Linked DNA regions of Homo sapiens: region 2 is linked to region 1. A link is a loop called in an ENCODE intact Hi-C map of the cell type or tissue named here. Cell type or tissue: sigmoid colon. All regions are shown on one strand.

Region 1 (8,000 bases):
CTGCAGAACTCCTCTCTTAAATTAGGGATAATGTTGGGAACTTGGTAGGATTGGGGTTTTGGGATCTGGCTGTTAACAATATTAATTGACACTCCCTTTTCCATACCCAGGATCTCATTTGATGCTGCTTCGGTTTTTATTGTGCCCTTCTTTATGCAAATACAAGCAAACACTAATAGATGTTATTCGCCATTCCACCTCTCCCAGCCGTGGTTACTAGAGGGAATGTGTTTAGAGGTGGCTCTCACAGGACTGTGCAGGTGGCTGGTGGCAGAGCTAGAGTAGGACTTGGACCTCCCGACTTCCAGTTTAGCCAACCCCTCCCCCGTCCTGCACATTCTGCGCATCTCCATTTTTCCCGGTTGTCCAATCTGGGCACGCTTTGGTTTAACACCTGGGTCTAGGAGTGTGATATGGCTCTGATGGAGGGATGGTGGGTTTCCTGTGGCTCTCCCACCCTACCCACATAGAGTGACTGCAGCACTCTTGACTTTGGGGACTTTCCTCAGGGCTAAATTGTATCGCTGGCATTCCCACCACTTCCCCACCCACCTCCAAGCAGGCCAGGAAGCCAGAATGTCAGAGCCTAGACTCCCCAAGTCTGTTCACCACGTGTAGCTTTGGTGGGGCCTTCTGCCTCCCATCCGCTCCAGCCCAGAGCTCCACTGAGGCTTCCCCTCACCCACCACTTTTTGGGACCCCTTGGGAGCCTTATCTCCATGAAGCATTAGATTTTTATTTTAAATTTCATTTAAAAATAGATCATTTGTTTATATAACTGAAAAATAAAGATACAAGAGAGGGAAACGTGTTTCTCCTGGAAACTGTTAATCTGTAACAGAGATTTAGGAGTTCTGTCCACCAAGGGCAACGTGTGGGCCTGATTCTTGAATCCTGATGCAGACAGACCAGTTATTAAAAAAAAGGTTTTGTAGGCAGTTAGGGAAATTTAAATATGGACTAAGGACTAGATGATGTTAAGGAAATATTGTTAACTTTCTTACGTGTGATGATGGCATTGTGGTTATGTGTTTTTTGTTTTTGTTTTTTTTTCTCTCTGAGACGGAGTCTCGCTCTGTCGCCCAGGCTGGAGTGCAGTGGCGCGATCTCGGCACACTGCAAGCTCCGCCTCCCGGGTTCACGCCATTCTCCTGCCTCAGCCTCCCCAGTAGCTGGGACTACAGGCGCCCGCCACTACGCCCAGCTAATTTTTTTGTATTTTTAGTAGAGACAGGGTTTCACCGTGTTAGCCAGGATGGTCTCGATCTCCTGACCTCGTGATCCGCCCGCCTCGGCCCCCCAAAGTGCTGGGATTACAGGCATGAGCCACTGCGCCCGGCCATGGTTATGTTTCTGAGAAAACCGTATCTCTTAGAGATACACGCTGCAGTTTTTATGGGTAGAATGATATGATGTCTGGGATTTGCTTTAAATTGTTCAGTCCCCTTCCCAAAAAGTGGAGAGATAAAATGCAATAAGAATGCAAAATCGTTGATGCTGAGCGATGAGTATATGGGATTCATTATACTGTTCTCTCTACTTTTGCGTGTGTTTGAACACTTGCATAACGACAGCAAAAATCTCCATCCAGTCTTGTCCCCATCAGGCTAGCTCTTCCCCAATACTGGTTCCTTAATGTATCCTTCATTATGCAAATACTAGTATATATTGTTATTCTCCCCATTTAAGAATTTTTTAACACCAGAAGAAGCACCTTGCTACTGATTCGGCACCTTGCTCTTTTCTCTCTCTCTCTCTTTTTTTTTTTTTTTTTAGTAGAGTTTTGTTTGTTTGTTTTTAGTAGAGACGGGGTTTCACTGTGTTAACCAGGATGGTCTCGATCTCCTGACCTTGTGATCCACCCGCCTTGGCCTCCCAAAGTGCTGGGATTACAGGCGTGAGCCACCACACCCAGCCAATTTTTTTGTATTTTTAGTAGAGATGGGGTTTTGCCATGTTGGCCAGGCTGGTCTTGAACTCCTGACCTCAGGTGATCCGCCCGCCTCAGCCTTCCAAAGTGCTGAGATTACAGGTGTGAGCCACCGCGCCTGGCCTCTTTTCTCTCCTTTTTATATGGCTGGCAGGATAATGGCCCCCACAAAGGTGACCACACCTTAATCCCTGCCAGGTGTGCATGTTACCTTACTTGGCAAAAAGAACTTTGCAGATGTGATTAAGGACTTTGAGATGGGGAGAGTATCCTGAATTATCCAAGTGGGCTCAATCTAATCCTATGGATCCTTAAAGTCAGATAATCTTTCCTGGCTGTGGTCAGAGGGAACTGGGACAAAGGGTTAGAGAGACATGACAATGGTGGCTTTGCAGACAGAGGAGGGGCCAGGAGCCAAGGAATGCAGGCAGCCTCTAGAAGCTGGGAAAGGCAAGGAAAGGGATTCTCCCCTGCAGCCTCCAGAGGGGAACACAGCCCTGCCCACACTGAGATTTTAGCCCAGTGAGACCCACATGTCAGACTGCTGACCTCCAGAAGTGTGCAATAAATATGTGTTAAACTTGTGATAATATGCTATAGCAACAATAGAAAACAACGGCATGATATCTCGGAGAGATTTCCGTATCAGTGCAGAAATTGAAGCAGCATCAGTTCCTTATGGTTCTACACGGGGTCTGGAGTCCAACAGATCTGGGCTTGAGTCCAGGCTCTGCCACACACTAGTTATATAATTCTGGGCAAGTTACATCACCTCTCTGAGCCTGCCTCCTCATCTGTAAAAGGGGAATACTAAGAGCTCCTGCTTCATAGTGTTGTTCTAGGATTAAATCATACAGTGCATACAAAACACTTAGCCTGGCACATAGAGAATGCTCACGAAAGAACAGCTGGTAATATGAGTTACATAACTGTGATGATTACAACAAGGAGTGTTCCCTGAGTTCTCCTGGCCTCACTGTCCTCTCTTCTGACTCCTTGCAGACTGAGAACGCAGCACATAAATGAGCCCTTGGTTTCTGCGGTACACACCCTCTCTCGTCTTGTGTGCTTGGTTCCGTCTGTGTGCAGCCCTGTCTCCTAGACTGTGGTCAGCAGGACCCTGTTTCCAATGTCCTGGGGCTGGTCATTAGGATTGCACACCGCCCGAGGGGTTGCTCTATTAACAGACGGCTTCTGGGAGTGGCTGGACATCACTGTGCCCTCACTCTTTCCAAAGTTGAGGTTCCCTGCTTCCCACGCTAAAGGCACGTCATGGGTCCAGTGGACCCTGGCATCCTCCCACACAGCATTGATTCAGAGTGGTGGTGACCTTCAGAGTCCCTCCCAATGTCCCCAACAGCCAGCTTTTGCATGAGCTTACCCCTCCTGAGGCAGGCCACTCCACTCTTGTGCAGTCTGGTTATTGGAAAGTTTCCCTCCCTTCCCATAACCTTTGTCCATGTCCTGCCCTCTGAAGCCACATGGGATGAGTCTGCCACCCCTTCCTAGTAGCAGCCCTTTGGCCTTCCAGAGGAGACTTGCAGGGGCCTGTCCCAGCCCTGCCTCTTTGTGGCTGGGTGGCCCCAGGGTTACAAGAGTTTTTGGTTTGTTGGTTGGTTTGTTTTTGAGACAGAGTTTCACTCTTATTGACCAGGCTGGAGTGCAGTGGCGCAATCTCGGCTCACTGCAACCTCTGCCTTCCGGTTTCAAGCGATTCTCCTGCCTCAGCCTCCTGAGTAGCTGGGATTACAGGTGCCCACCATCACGTCCGGCTAATTTTTGTATTTTTAGTAGAGACAGGGTTTCATCATGTTGGCCAGGTTGGTCTTCAACTCCTGGCCTTGTGATCTGCCTGCCTTGGCCTCCCAAAGTGCTGGGATTACAGGCGTGATCCACCGCGCCCGGCCCATGAGTCTTTTTTGAACGCTGTTTTCACAATCTGCAAAAAGGGAAGGAAAACGCCTACCTGTCTGGATCATCATGGGAGCCCGGAGAAGGCATCCTGCACTTGTGAATGCCCCACACATGTTGCTTCCCTTCTCTCTGCTCCAGGCCACGCCCTCTGGATCCCTTAACTGCTCCTTATAGGGGAGGTTTGGAGGCTGCCCCAATGCTCTGTGCTGTTTCAGATATGCAGGAGGACCCACATCTGGCCTCACGAGATGGGCAGCCCGTGACCGCCTGGAGGCTTTTTCTGCTGCGAGTTGGGATGGCCTTCGCCCTCAGTCCTTCCCCCGCCCATCCTGGGGCCTCCCACCCAGGCCTGGCCTTCCCTCCTACTGTTCTGGTCACACTGCGCCTGGTTCAGCTGAAACCACACTCTTCCCACCACGCAAACCCCACAGATGCTAGCGCTCTTGCTGGGCACAGAAATACTGTGTTATTTTTAGTTCTGGACCTGGTCCAGCACACGGCACCCCTCCCTACGTAAACATGCCTGGATCTGCAAGTTGTTTTCCCAAATCCTTAGAGCCGCGAGAGCGCACTCACTCACGACAATTGCATGAGCTCTGCTCACATTTCTCCCCGCAGCCACCCTGTTGCCTCTGTGACTCGTGTGCCAGCCTGTACACACGTGTTTCTGCCACACTCTCTGAAGGGTCTCCCCAACTCCTCCTCCATCCCCTGTCCCCATCCCCTGTCCCTTCCTCCAGCGGAGGAACTGTCCCAGGAAAACCAAGCTGCGGGGAAGCTGGCAGAAGGAAGACATTATCTGCTTCTTGGCCTGTGAGGCCAGCTGGGGAAGATGTGTTTCTGCACCTCACAACACACACCCTGCCAGGCCAGCCTGCCTTCTGAGGCAAAAGCCGTTAACCTCTCTCAATTTAAACTTAAGATGAACAAGCAAACAAGCGACTCCTTCTGGGACAAAGAGTCTTCAACCAACCCAGACAGAAAACCAGGTTTCTCGACTGGGACCTGCTGGCTTCCCCATGCCCTGCAAAGCACCTCTGTCTCTCCAGGCCAGCTGGGTTCACGCGTCTTCCGCGTGAATTCACTGTCAAGATGGCTCCTTCCTGGGACTGCCCCACTTCTAATCCTGGACTAGACGTTCCTTGAGGGCATGGGATGTTTTGCTTTTATTCCCTCTTTTACCCCCAGTTTCTTGGGGGTAAAACCCAAACTCATTAAAGCCTAAAACCCAGTGTCTCCACCATATAGTGCACCTGCCACTGCCATTTCCCAACACACACACACACACACACACACACACACACACAGACACACAGACACATATATAGATACACACACACGTACAGACACACACACATAGAGACACATAGACACATCATACAGACACATGCACATACAGACACATACACATATAGATACACACACACACACATATAGGTACACACATACAGACACACACCCAGGAACATAGACACACACACAGACACACACACATAAAGACACACAGACATCATACAGACACATACACATACAGACACACACATACACACATAGATACACACAGACACACACATAAAGACACACAGACATCATACAGACACATACACATACAGACACACACATATAGATACACAGACACACACACATAAAGACACACAGACATCATACAGACACATACTCATACAGACACACACATATAGATACACACACACACACACACACACACACACACACACACACAGACCCTGGACTCGTGGGTGTTTCTTGGAAAGGATGGGGGCACTCCCGCTCTCGCCTGAGCCCTTGCTGCTTCCTCAGCCTGGATCCTCTCCCCCAGGATCCACATGGCTGGTTCTGTCCAATCCTTTGGGCCTCTGCTCCCAGGCACCCTTGTCAGAGGTGGCTCACGCAGCCCAGCCCACCGGGGCCTTCCCTATCCCCTCCCCTGCTGCTGTGCCTCCTTGGCCCTCATCGCCATCTGACAGTGTGCACTCGACTGTTGTGGCCTTTCGTCTGCCTCCTTCACTTGAATGGGAGCCTCCTGGGGCAGGGGCTGCTCCTTTTGCTGCTGTTGCATCTCCAGGCCTGCAGCCAGGCCTGCCCCGCAGTGGGTGTCAACACGCTCTGTGGAACGAGGGACGGAATGAGGGACGTGAGTGATCTGTGTGGATGGAGGAGTGACTTGCAATGGAAGCCTGCCAGCCAAGACAGCTGGGCCCCTGGGTAAGTGGGCACGGTCAGGGGAGGGTGGGGCATACGTGGCTGCCCATCAGCCAGGCAGGACACACCGAGTGGTGCCGGGAGGGCTGGTGTGCGGGGGCTCCCCAGGAGGCTGTGCCAGGCCCGGCCAGAGGTGAGGGTCCCTGGCTCATCGGCCTGAATTCCTGCCCTTCCTTTTCCTGTCCAGTGAGTCAGCCGGGCTGGGGAAGCACGCCAGGGAAGTGGCTCCTGTAGGGAGTACAGAGGGGTTAAGGGTCAACAAAACAAGAACTTGCTCATCACCCCTCCCATGCTGCCTGTCAGGGTGGCTTTTTCTGTTCCTCCCATCTCTGTCTCGGTCACGGCACACCTGTTGTGTTGTGTCCCCCCAGATTCCTATGTTGAGGTCCTCATCCCCGGTGCCTCAGAATGTGAACTTAGTTGGTGATAGGGTTGCTGCAGAGGGAATTAGTTAAATTAAAATGAGGTTGGACTAGAGGAGAGTGGGCCCCTAGCCCTCTATGATTGGGATCCTTTATAAAATAGTGCCATGTGAACATGGATGAAAACGGAAGGCATTGTGCTCAGTGAAATAAGCCAGTCACATCAGGACAAACTGTGTGATTCCATGAAGGAGCTGCCTAGAATAGTGAAATTCATAAACAGATGGTAGAATAGATGTGAGCAGGGGCTGGGAAATGGGGTATGGAGAGTCAGTGTTGAATGGATGTGGAGTTTCCGTTTGGGATGATGAGAAAGTTCTGGAGATGGAACGTGACACAACATTGTGGATACACTCAAGGCCACTGAACTACTTAAAAATGGTAACTTTTAACACACACGTGAATGCCATGTGTAGAGGGACACATACAAAGGGAAGCTGATTGAAGACAGGGAGAATGCCATCCACAAGCCAGGAATGCCAAAGACTGCAGCAAACCCCTAGATGCCAGCGGAGAGGCATGGGACGGACCCCCTCACAGTGCTCAGAAGGAGCCTGGAGGCTTCTGGCTTCCAGAGCTGTGAGACAGTACATTTCTGCTGTGTAAGCCCCCTAGTCTGTGGCATTCTGTTACTGCAGCCCCAGAAAATGAATACAATGCATCTCTGTGGCTCATTGGTGCCTCCTCTCCAGGCCCTCTGGTTTCTGGAATGCAGGGAAGAGTGGGGAGGGGCTGGCCTGTGACGCCTCTTTCTGCTTTTGCCTTTTTCCCTTCGTTTGTTCTTGGTTGCTCCTTCCCTCCATGGCCTCCTTTTCCTTCTGTCTTCCCTATAGCCTCGTCACACTTGTTATTACTTGCTCAATGTGTCTCTCCTGCTGGACTGGAAGTCCGGGAAGCCAGTCCTGGGCCCTTGGGAGCACTCAATACCTACGGGTAAATGAATGGATGGGGAAGGAAGGAGGAGGGAAGGAGTGGCTGGCCCTGGGGCCTGCTCAGAGACGTTTTGACAAATTGCCTGTTCTTGGAATAGCCAGGGGCAGTTGCAGCCTCTGACCAGCCTCTGACCAGGATGAGCAGTGTGGCGTCTCCTGGATGAGACGGCTCCCACTGCAGAAAGTCTGGCTGGGGCTGCTTCAGGCAACCCTGGTTCTGTGGGGTCAGGGCAGGCATTCTGGGGGATAAAGCCTTTTCCTCAGGTCCCCTGAGTCAAACCTGGTACCGTCCAGCAATAGAAAGGCCAAGGAGAAAGGTTCCCTTGTTGTATAAGGCAGAGCCTGGAACTGGATGGGGAGAGGAGAGTATGGAGTGAATATGGGGCACACATTCCTCTTTCTCTTTATTCCTGCCCCATGACGCTTCTCCATTGTGAGAGTGGGGGAAAAAAGGAATGGGAAACAAAGACACAAAAGTCTTCTCTTTTATTCATTGGTTGATTCAATAAATATTTATGGGCTGACTATGTGTCTAGTACCATTAGGCCGAGGATGGAGAGATGAATAGACCCAGTCTCAGAC
Region 2 (8,000 bases), 190 kb after region 1:
CCTCCTTCTCTGTCTACAGCTATGTCATGCCCACCATCTCTGGTCTACAACCACTGTGAGCATGGCTGTCCCCGGCACTGTGATGGCAACGTGAGCTCCTGTGGGGACCATCCCTCCGAAGGCTGTTTCTGCCCTCCAGATAAAGTCATGTTGGAAGGCAGCTGTGTCCCTGAAGAGGCCTGCACTCAGTGCATTGGTGAGGATGGAGTCCAGCACCAGGTAGGAGCCTGGGCCTTTCACTTCCCATGGGGCTGCTTCCCTCTTGGGTCAAAAGGGAGATATGTTCACCAGTGATTGGCCTCTTCCAACTGTGGCAGCAGGGTTGACTCTTACGGGGATCATTAGGGATAGGGAGGCAGTATTGTGTAATGGCCTTGCATTCAGATAGCTCTTGGTTCAAATCCTGCGTCTGTCATGTATTATCTGTGGGATTAAACATCAAAGTGTTGTTACCACATTATTATTATGATTGTTATTACTATTGTCTTTATGATTATAGTCATTTAAGCAGAATGATACAGAAATCCAGGAGGGAAAGGGAAAAGAATATTTTGTGTCATAATGTCTGCCATTGTTAAGAGAGATTATGTACCTTGATTGTGCTAAACCCAATATATTCATTATCTTAGTGTTTTTCAAAGGTGTATTTTGCAGGGTATTAACAGTTACTTGTGGTCAAGTGAGTTTAAAGAACACCAGCTAACCATAGTTAAACAGGTTTCTTTATTGCAGAACTCTTTAGTCTTTTTAATATACTACTGTACCTTGCAGATATTTAAGAGAGTTTTTGTTTCTCAAACTTATTTGATCATGGAGCGTGTGTGTGCATGCGTGTGTGTGTGTGTGTGTGTGTGTGTGTGTGTGTGTGTGAGAATCCCTTGGGACTGGGATTCCACAGAATACATTATTGTATCCTGTGTCACTCATAAATACAAAAATCCTATGAAGAAACTAAGACCTAAAGAGCTCAGTAAGTTACCCATGGAAACAATTTATAAGTAATGGAGTTGATCTCAGAATTTGAAGCTCTATGTGACTCCAAAGATCTGGCTCTTTCCACTATATGAAATGGCCCTTTTGCTGCATCTTTTTTGGGCTGATTTGCTTGGGAGTCACTGAGTCATCAAAATTTTTTTTTTTTTTTTTTTTTTTTTTTTTTTTTTTTTTTTAGCTCTATGGGAGTTATTGAGTGTATTTTGAAAGCATATTTACCAGACTCCTCCGTCTTGGCCTAAAATGGCTGTCATCTCTCTTCAAAGTTGACCCCGTGTATATTTGTAGGATCTGGGGCAGTGTGTGTCTGTGCACATGTGAACGTGTACATGTGAATGTGTGCAGTGGCCCTGTCCTTCATGCTTGACAGTGATACTACAGACCGTGGTAGAGATAGAAGCATATTTGGCTTCTAGGAAAGGAGAATGTGTTTTGTGATCATGGACTGCACTCAAGACCTAATGTCTTCATCGCCAAGGAGGACCATTCTTGCTAAGTGGACCAAGTAGAGTGACTTACCACTATGTTCAACCACGAATAGGAGAACTCATGGTAAATGTAGCTAACCAGCCTGCAGAATAGTGAAAACAACATTTCAGTAACTACACTATTCTGTCCCTGATGTTATAAGCCAGGATAGGGACCATTTTATATGATTCTCCCCAAAGCTCTATAGGGTCATAATCGCACATCCTATTGAATGGATGAGACTGAGGCTCAATGGCATGAGGTGATAAAGCTGGGATTTATATTCATAACATCAGTCATCCTATAGTGTCCTAGCCCTGCCATTGACCTCACTGGAACTGTGAGCTGAACTCTGGGCTAACTCATGTTCATTGGAGCATGGGTATCCATTAGGGCTATTACTTATAGTCACTTATAGTGATCTCATCTGCTCTAGTTTAGTTGTTGGGCTTTGTCCTAGTGGATCCAATTTGTCCTCACCGTGGAATAGATGAGCTAAAGTCCTACTCTACTGCCATATTTCAACTTGCCAAGTTAAGTAATTGCCTGTTCTGTGATATTCCCTAAATGAGTTGACAAAACCTTATATTCCTCTCCTTGATTTGTATAGCTCCTGAGCTCCTGCAGGGCTTGAATGATGTGGACCAATTTACATATGGGGCTAGAAACCTGTGGTAATTTCAGACCGGTTTTACTAGTAGTGGCAAAATGCTTGCTCTCAGAAGGAGACAGAAATGATCTTTTCCTTGGCGTTCTGTGATGAGAAGTGAGCTCAAGTTTGCAGCATTTCTGGCTCATGAGTGTCAAATGTCTGCAAGGTCCTGAGAGCAGGAAGACTGTGAACTTTATCTTAGTGTCTCCAAACCCCTATCCTTTGCTTCTCCTTTCTGGTGCTATTTTCCCCTTTCACTGCCCGCCTCATCTTCAGTCCAACACATTAGAATATGCATTCAAGTTGTATAAAGTTTCCATCCAAATATTTTGGATGTAGAAACCGTCTTATAAATATATTTTAAAATCAGGTAAAATAAAATTAGTTAATTGAAAACTTTGAAAACAACACAGCCACTTTTAGTGATTTCAGAAAATACAGTTTAAATGAATGAAAACAAACATCATATCCAGCCACGTGCATTTTCAACTTTGACTTTCAAAGCAGAGAAAGAATAAAAACCTAATGTGAAGAACATTTCCATTAAAGAAACTTTTTTTTTTAAACTGAAAAATAAAGCCCAGAAAACCTTTTATTAAGGGAAATAAACTAGGGTATAAAACTATTGTAGTAATTTCAGAAGAGCAAAATATTCACTAGTTTTCATAGCTCTTGTTTATTTTACAAAACAGAGTCTAAAGAGGTGAGTCTTTGGAGTAGGATCAGAAGGGACCAAGAGCCTGCACAGGCTGTCCCTGGCTCAGTGGAGCTGCTGGTGGTGGTGGGTGCTGTAGTGACAGGCACAAGTTTAGCAGGAACCTTGTCCATGGCCCAGAAGCTCTGGCCCGTAGCCTCCTTCCCTCTCCCTTAGTCTCTGCTGTCCCTAGCTGGGCTCAGTGTTTGCATTTCATTTGCATCCCCCATCACATTGGCTGGTGGTGGGTGGTGCATGATGAATTGCTTGTGTCCTTCTTTGACCTTGGGCCTTGAAAATGTCAGTTTTCCCACCTTATTCTCTGCAGGCCGATCTTTTGTCACCTTCATTCAGACTTTAACTCCTGCTGGCTCTCATACCGGTTCTGGCCTGGTGATAGTCACGCCTGGGCCCTGGAACCTGGCGATTGCGACTGCCTGCCTGCAGTTGGCCTGGGCTTGTGCAGCAGTGCCATCTGCCGGCCGCGTTGCTGCATAGCCTGGCCAGGCCTGGAGAGCCACTACGGTTGCTTTTAGAAGCTTGGCCTTAGCTTGTTTTTTAAATTTTTAATTTTTATTCTTTTCCCTGCCTTGGGCAGGCCTTAAGCTTCCTGGGAAATGAAAATCCCCAGCGGAGGAGGTTGGACACCTGCTTTTGGTCATCTGTTGTGTGTTACCCATTCTCAGGATAGTTGGAAAATTGTGTGATTTATTCTTGAGTTTAAATATCTGAGGTCTGCGTTTAAAAGGAGAGAAAAAAGAACACTGAAACATATACAGAACATGACTCTCTCCTTCCGCATCCCCTCATGTCTGCCAATTCGACCCCCTGCCCCAGCCCTCCGAGGCCAGCGCCCTGGGCCCCTCCCTCCACCTTCCCAGCTGGAGTGGCAGCCGCTGTGTCTTTTCTGGTTTTTATTCCTAGTCCTTCCCTTTTCCGTCCTGCATGCTGTCGCCAGGGTTGTCTTTATTTAGCTCTTCTCTGTGAGGCAGGGCCTCCTCCATTGTCTTCAGCCACCTGCCTCACCTGTGATGCCGGGCACTGCGGGAGTGTTCCTTCGTCTGTGCCTTTGTTAGCTGTTTCCCACCTGGAATTCCTCCTCCTTTCCCCTTTGCCCAAGTCTTCCTGTGCTTCATAGGTGCACCCTTGTGAGACTCTCTGGAGTGCCCAATCTTAGTGGACTCTCCTTTTGCACTCTTACTGCTCTTTTATTTTTTATTTTTACAAATAGCTTTATTGAGATATAATTTACATGCCACAAACAGCACATATTTAAAGTGTACAATTTGATAGGTTTTGACATATGTACACACCTATAAAACCATTGACATAACCAAGATAATGAATTTCCATCCCCCAAAGGTTAGCTTATGCCCTTTTAAATATATCCCTCAACCCTAGACAACTACTGGTCTGCTTTCTGTCACTATAGATTCGTTTACATTTTCTGGAATTTCACATAAATGGAATCATGCCTACGCACTTCTTTTCTGCCTGGCTTCCTTCACCCAGCATAACGCTTTTGGGATTCATCCATGATGCTGTCTGTTTTGATAGTTTTCTCCTTCTCATTGCTAGGTGGTATTCCACGGTGTGTGTGTATCACAATTTATTTTTCTCATTCAGATTTTCACGAATGAGTCTTATTTCCTCAACCTGACTGTCAGCCATTCGAGGGCTAGGATGGTGTGTTCAGACCTGCCCACGATGGGCACTGTGTCTGTTGATGAGAAGCAGTTGTGCTGCAAGAGGCTAGGCCTGTGGTGTCTGGGGCCAGAATGCTAAGTTCGAAGCCTGGATGTGCCACTTGGTCAAATTTCTTAACTTCTTGGTGTCTCAGTTTCATTATTTGTAAATATAGATACTACTACTTATCTGGTAGTGTTATTATTAGGAAAATAAAGTACATAAATGTAAAACTCTTAGAAAAATATCTTGAACATATTTATTATTAGTTACCTGTGGGAGGCAGCAGAGCATGGTGGTTTAAAACCATGGATTTGGGCCGGGCATAGTGGCTCACACCTGTAATCCCAGCACTTTGGGAGGCTGAGGCAGGTGGATCACTTGAGGTCAGGAATTCGAGACCCAGCCTGGCCAACATGGTGAAATCCTGTCTCTACTAAAATACAAAAATTAGCTGGGTATGGTGGCACATGCCTATAGTCCCAACTATTTGGGAGGCTGAGGCAGGAGAATCACTTAAACTCGGGAGGCAGAGGTTGCAATGAGCCGAGATCATGCCACTGCACTGCAGTCTAGGCGAGAGAGTGCGACTCTGTCTCAAAACAAACAAACAAACAAACAAACAAAAACCAAAACATAAAATAACAAAGAAACAAACCATGGATTTGGATTCAAATCCTCACTCTGTCGCTGTGCCTGTGGGAACCTAGCAGGTGCCTTAGCTTTCTCATTGGAAAAGTGAGGGCAGTGGTAAAACATATCCTCACCGTAGGACTGCAGTGAGGATTACATGAGTGATTTAAATAAAGTCCTCAACACAGTGGCACACAGCAGGTGGCATCTGAATGTTAGCTGCTATCATTTATTGAGTGAGTGAAAGGTGTCAAGGGCAGGACCAGAGGGGTTAATCCTGAAGGAGGGCAGGGCACTTTGGGGGAAGGGGGCCTTACTTGTGGGTATTTGATCTTCCTTCTTAGCTGACTGATTGCTGACTGTGGAAGTAATAAGTAAGACCTTCTTGACCTGGGAACTTCTTAGAGGCCTTTGAGCTACTGGATAAGAATGTGTTTCTTCAGGGGCAATTTCACTTGAATTTAATTTTAAGTTTAAATTTAACTTTATGGCTGAATCCAGAGGGAGACTGAGTCCTGGCTCTGCTTCTTATTAGTGGAGCTCTTTGCTGTGTACCCTGTGCTAATCACAGTTTCTCACTCCTTACAACAGTCCTGCAAGGCAGGCTTGAGTACGCTCATTTTACAGGTGAGGAAACTGAGGCACAGCGGAATGCAGCCTTTGTTAGAGTTCAGGAGTTCCTGACTTCAAAGCCTTGTGCTGTGGGGCTGTGTGTACCTTCGAGAAGGCTGCTCTCTGCCCTGGGCCGTCTCCCATTTGAAAAATCAGAGAACTGCACTCAGGCCTCTAAAGTCACTGCGGGCATCAAGAATGTGATGCTTTCAAGAGTTTTGCTGTCCTCCCCACCGCTCTTCCTACCCTATTGTCTGAAGTCAATTTCAGAAATAAATGGATTTTTTTCCCCAAGCAACAACCCAATTTCTCCTTTGGCTTGAGAAATGACTAGCAGTGCGATCCAAGAACTCTCATTTTTCTTTCTTTGCTTGGTTTTAGCACTGCCAACAGAGAAGGCTGTAGTGAAAATTTCCGCATGTTAGTTTACAAAGCAATGTGGCAACCACCTTTCTGAAAGCCATTAGAACCTCACAACCTCCTTTCAGCCTGCTTTTGTTTGCCTGTGAGGCTCTGTCAGAGGGCTGGGTCAGGGACTGGCCCTTGCCGGAGGCAGGGAGAGCTGACCTCTGTGAATTCTGGGCTTCGTACCTAGAATGTCCTGTGCCCTTTCTGAACCTCGCTTTGCCCTCAGTTCCTGGAAGCCTGGGTCCCGGACCACCAGCCCTGTCAGATCTGCACATGCCTCAGCGGGCGGAAGGTCAACTGCACAACGCAGCCCTGCCCCACGGCCAAAGGTGAGAGTCCTCCCCTCCCTGGTGCCTTCATGGAGGAACAAGGGCCCCTGCAAGGCCCCCCAGCCACCCATCTTCACCTCTGGCAGAGCAGACTCAAACACTGGCACCTAGAGTCCTAGAGTGGGTGGGCTTCCTTGCCCAGCCTGCATTTCCCATCACTGGGCCTGGGAGCCCCATTCTGCACCTGGGGTCGACATTCTCAGATTAACCCTCGCCTCTGGTCCCCAGCAACGGTCAGACTTAAGAGTCCCCTGGAGGGTAAATGTGAGGGTGTCAACAGGAACATGGGGACACTCATCTGTCAGAGGTCCCGTGGCCTGGATCCTTGTGGGATGACCGTACAGAACTCCTACTAGTTTTCAGTGAGCAAGAACATTTCAAATCCCTCTGAGGCTGTCCCACCACTAATTTCTCTGACTTTTGTGGCCGTTCCTCTCCTCTAGCTCCCACGTGTGGCCTGTGTGAAGTAGCCCGCCTCCGCCAGAATGCAGACCAGTGCTGCCCCGAGTATGAGTGTGGTATGTGTCCCACCAGGGGGATGTCTCCAGGGCCCAACCCTAGCCCCAGGGGGCACCACGTTGAAGGTGCTGAAAGGTGTCTCTGTTCTCAGGCACAGGGTGTGTGAAAGGAGGTGGGTAAGGACCGACTGGATACTCCAAAAAAGTGGAAAGGGTTACCTCTGGAGAATAGGATTTGCTTCCTAGAAGAATCTACTGTAAATTACTAAACACAGGTTTGACAGGATTAATACAAGAATGGGGTGATTACTGGGGACTATGGAGATATACTGAAGAAAAGGTCATGCCAAAGCAACCCATTTTCATTTTCAATAAGATTTTGAGGCTGCTAGATATAGAGAAGACCACACACTGGGCACCTTGAGTTCAGCAGGTTGTTTGCTAGAGGTTTTCATGCTAGCCTTGCAGGCTGCTCTGTGAATAGTGGGCTGAATAATGGTATAAGTCCGTGAATTCAGAGCTGATGGAATTACGGTTAGCATGGCAGGAAATCATTAGTGCCTTTGTCCCAGTCCTGTCCAGTGTGTTTATTGCTTGTACAGATGAAGACCTAAAGCACAGGCTTGTACAATTTGCAGTGATGCAGATATTGAAGGGAGAGCAGATAGATCAGGGGACAGTCCAAGGAACTAAAAGAAAATCATATAATCGGAGAAACTTATTTGTACTCATGAAATTGATCAGAAATAAATAGAAGTCCTGTAGGGGAGGGAGATGTGGCTTGAGAACAATTAATGTAAAGGAGGTCTTAGAATGTTAGCAGTAGAGAGAACTAGAGGGATCATTTACTTCAAGCCCCTCATTTTATAGACATTACTAGTCTCCTACAATGTGCCGGGCACTTTGCCCTTATTATTTTGTGAACTCCTCAGACTGATCCTATAAGGTAGAGTTCCCACCTTCCAGAAGAAGAAACAGGTCTAGAGGATCCAAGTTGACTTGGCTGAGATGTGAAAGCCCTAGTGGATGATAAGAATAATCAGTATGTGACTTGGATTGATCTATCT

The links. Peaks named below come from ENCODE experiments on the same cell type or tissue, not always from the same donor. Only the 100,000 strongest peaks of a DNase experiment are listed, where the experiment ranks them.
Region 2: a loop joins it to region 1, with 5 times the contacts of the local background. A loop is called at or near these places in 7 of 110 quality-filtered maps.

The regions. Positions count from the first base shown.
Region 1 is chr12:6,178,666-6,186,665 of GRCh38, reverse strand. LOC105369623 (a long non-coding RNA gene) reads left to right here and starts at 5,635. Exons shown (of 3, transcript XR_931588.3): 1 at 5,635-6,067. RefSeq lists enhancers at 3,330-3,509, 5,968-6,538. In sigmoid colon, no CTCF peak of the experiment used is centred here; DNase peaks (open chromatin) are centred at 2,665, 4,165 and 6,165; H3K27ac peaks cover 4,038 bases.
Region 2 is chr12:5,984,038-5,992,037 of GRCh38, reverse strand. It overlaps VWF (von Willebrand factor), which reads left to right. Exons shown (of 52, transcript NM_000552.5): 38 at 20-219; 39 at 6,373-6,475; 40 at 6,919-6,993. Among named protein-coding and RNA genes, the nearest start is that of ANO2, 43 kb to the right of the region's middle. In sigmoid colon, CTCF peaks have their summits at 3,072 and 3,280 (motif pointing left); a DNase peak (open chromatin) is centred at 3,257.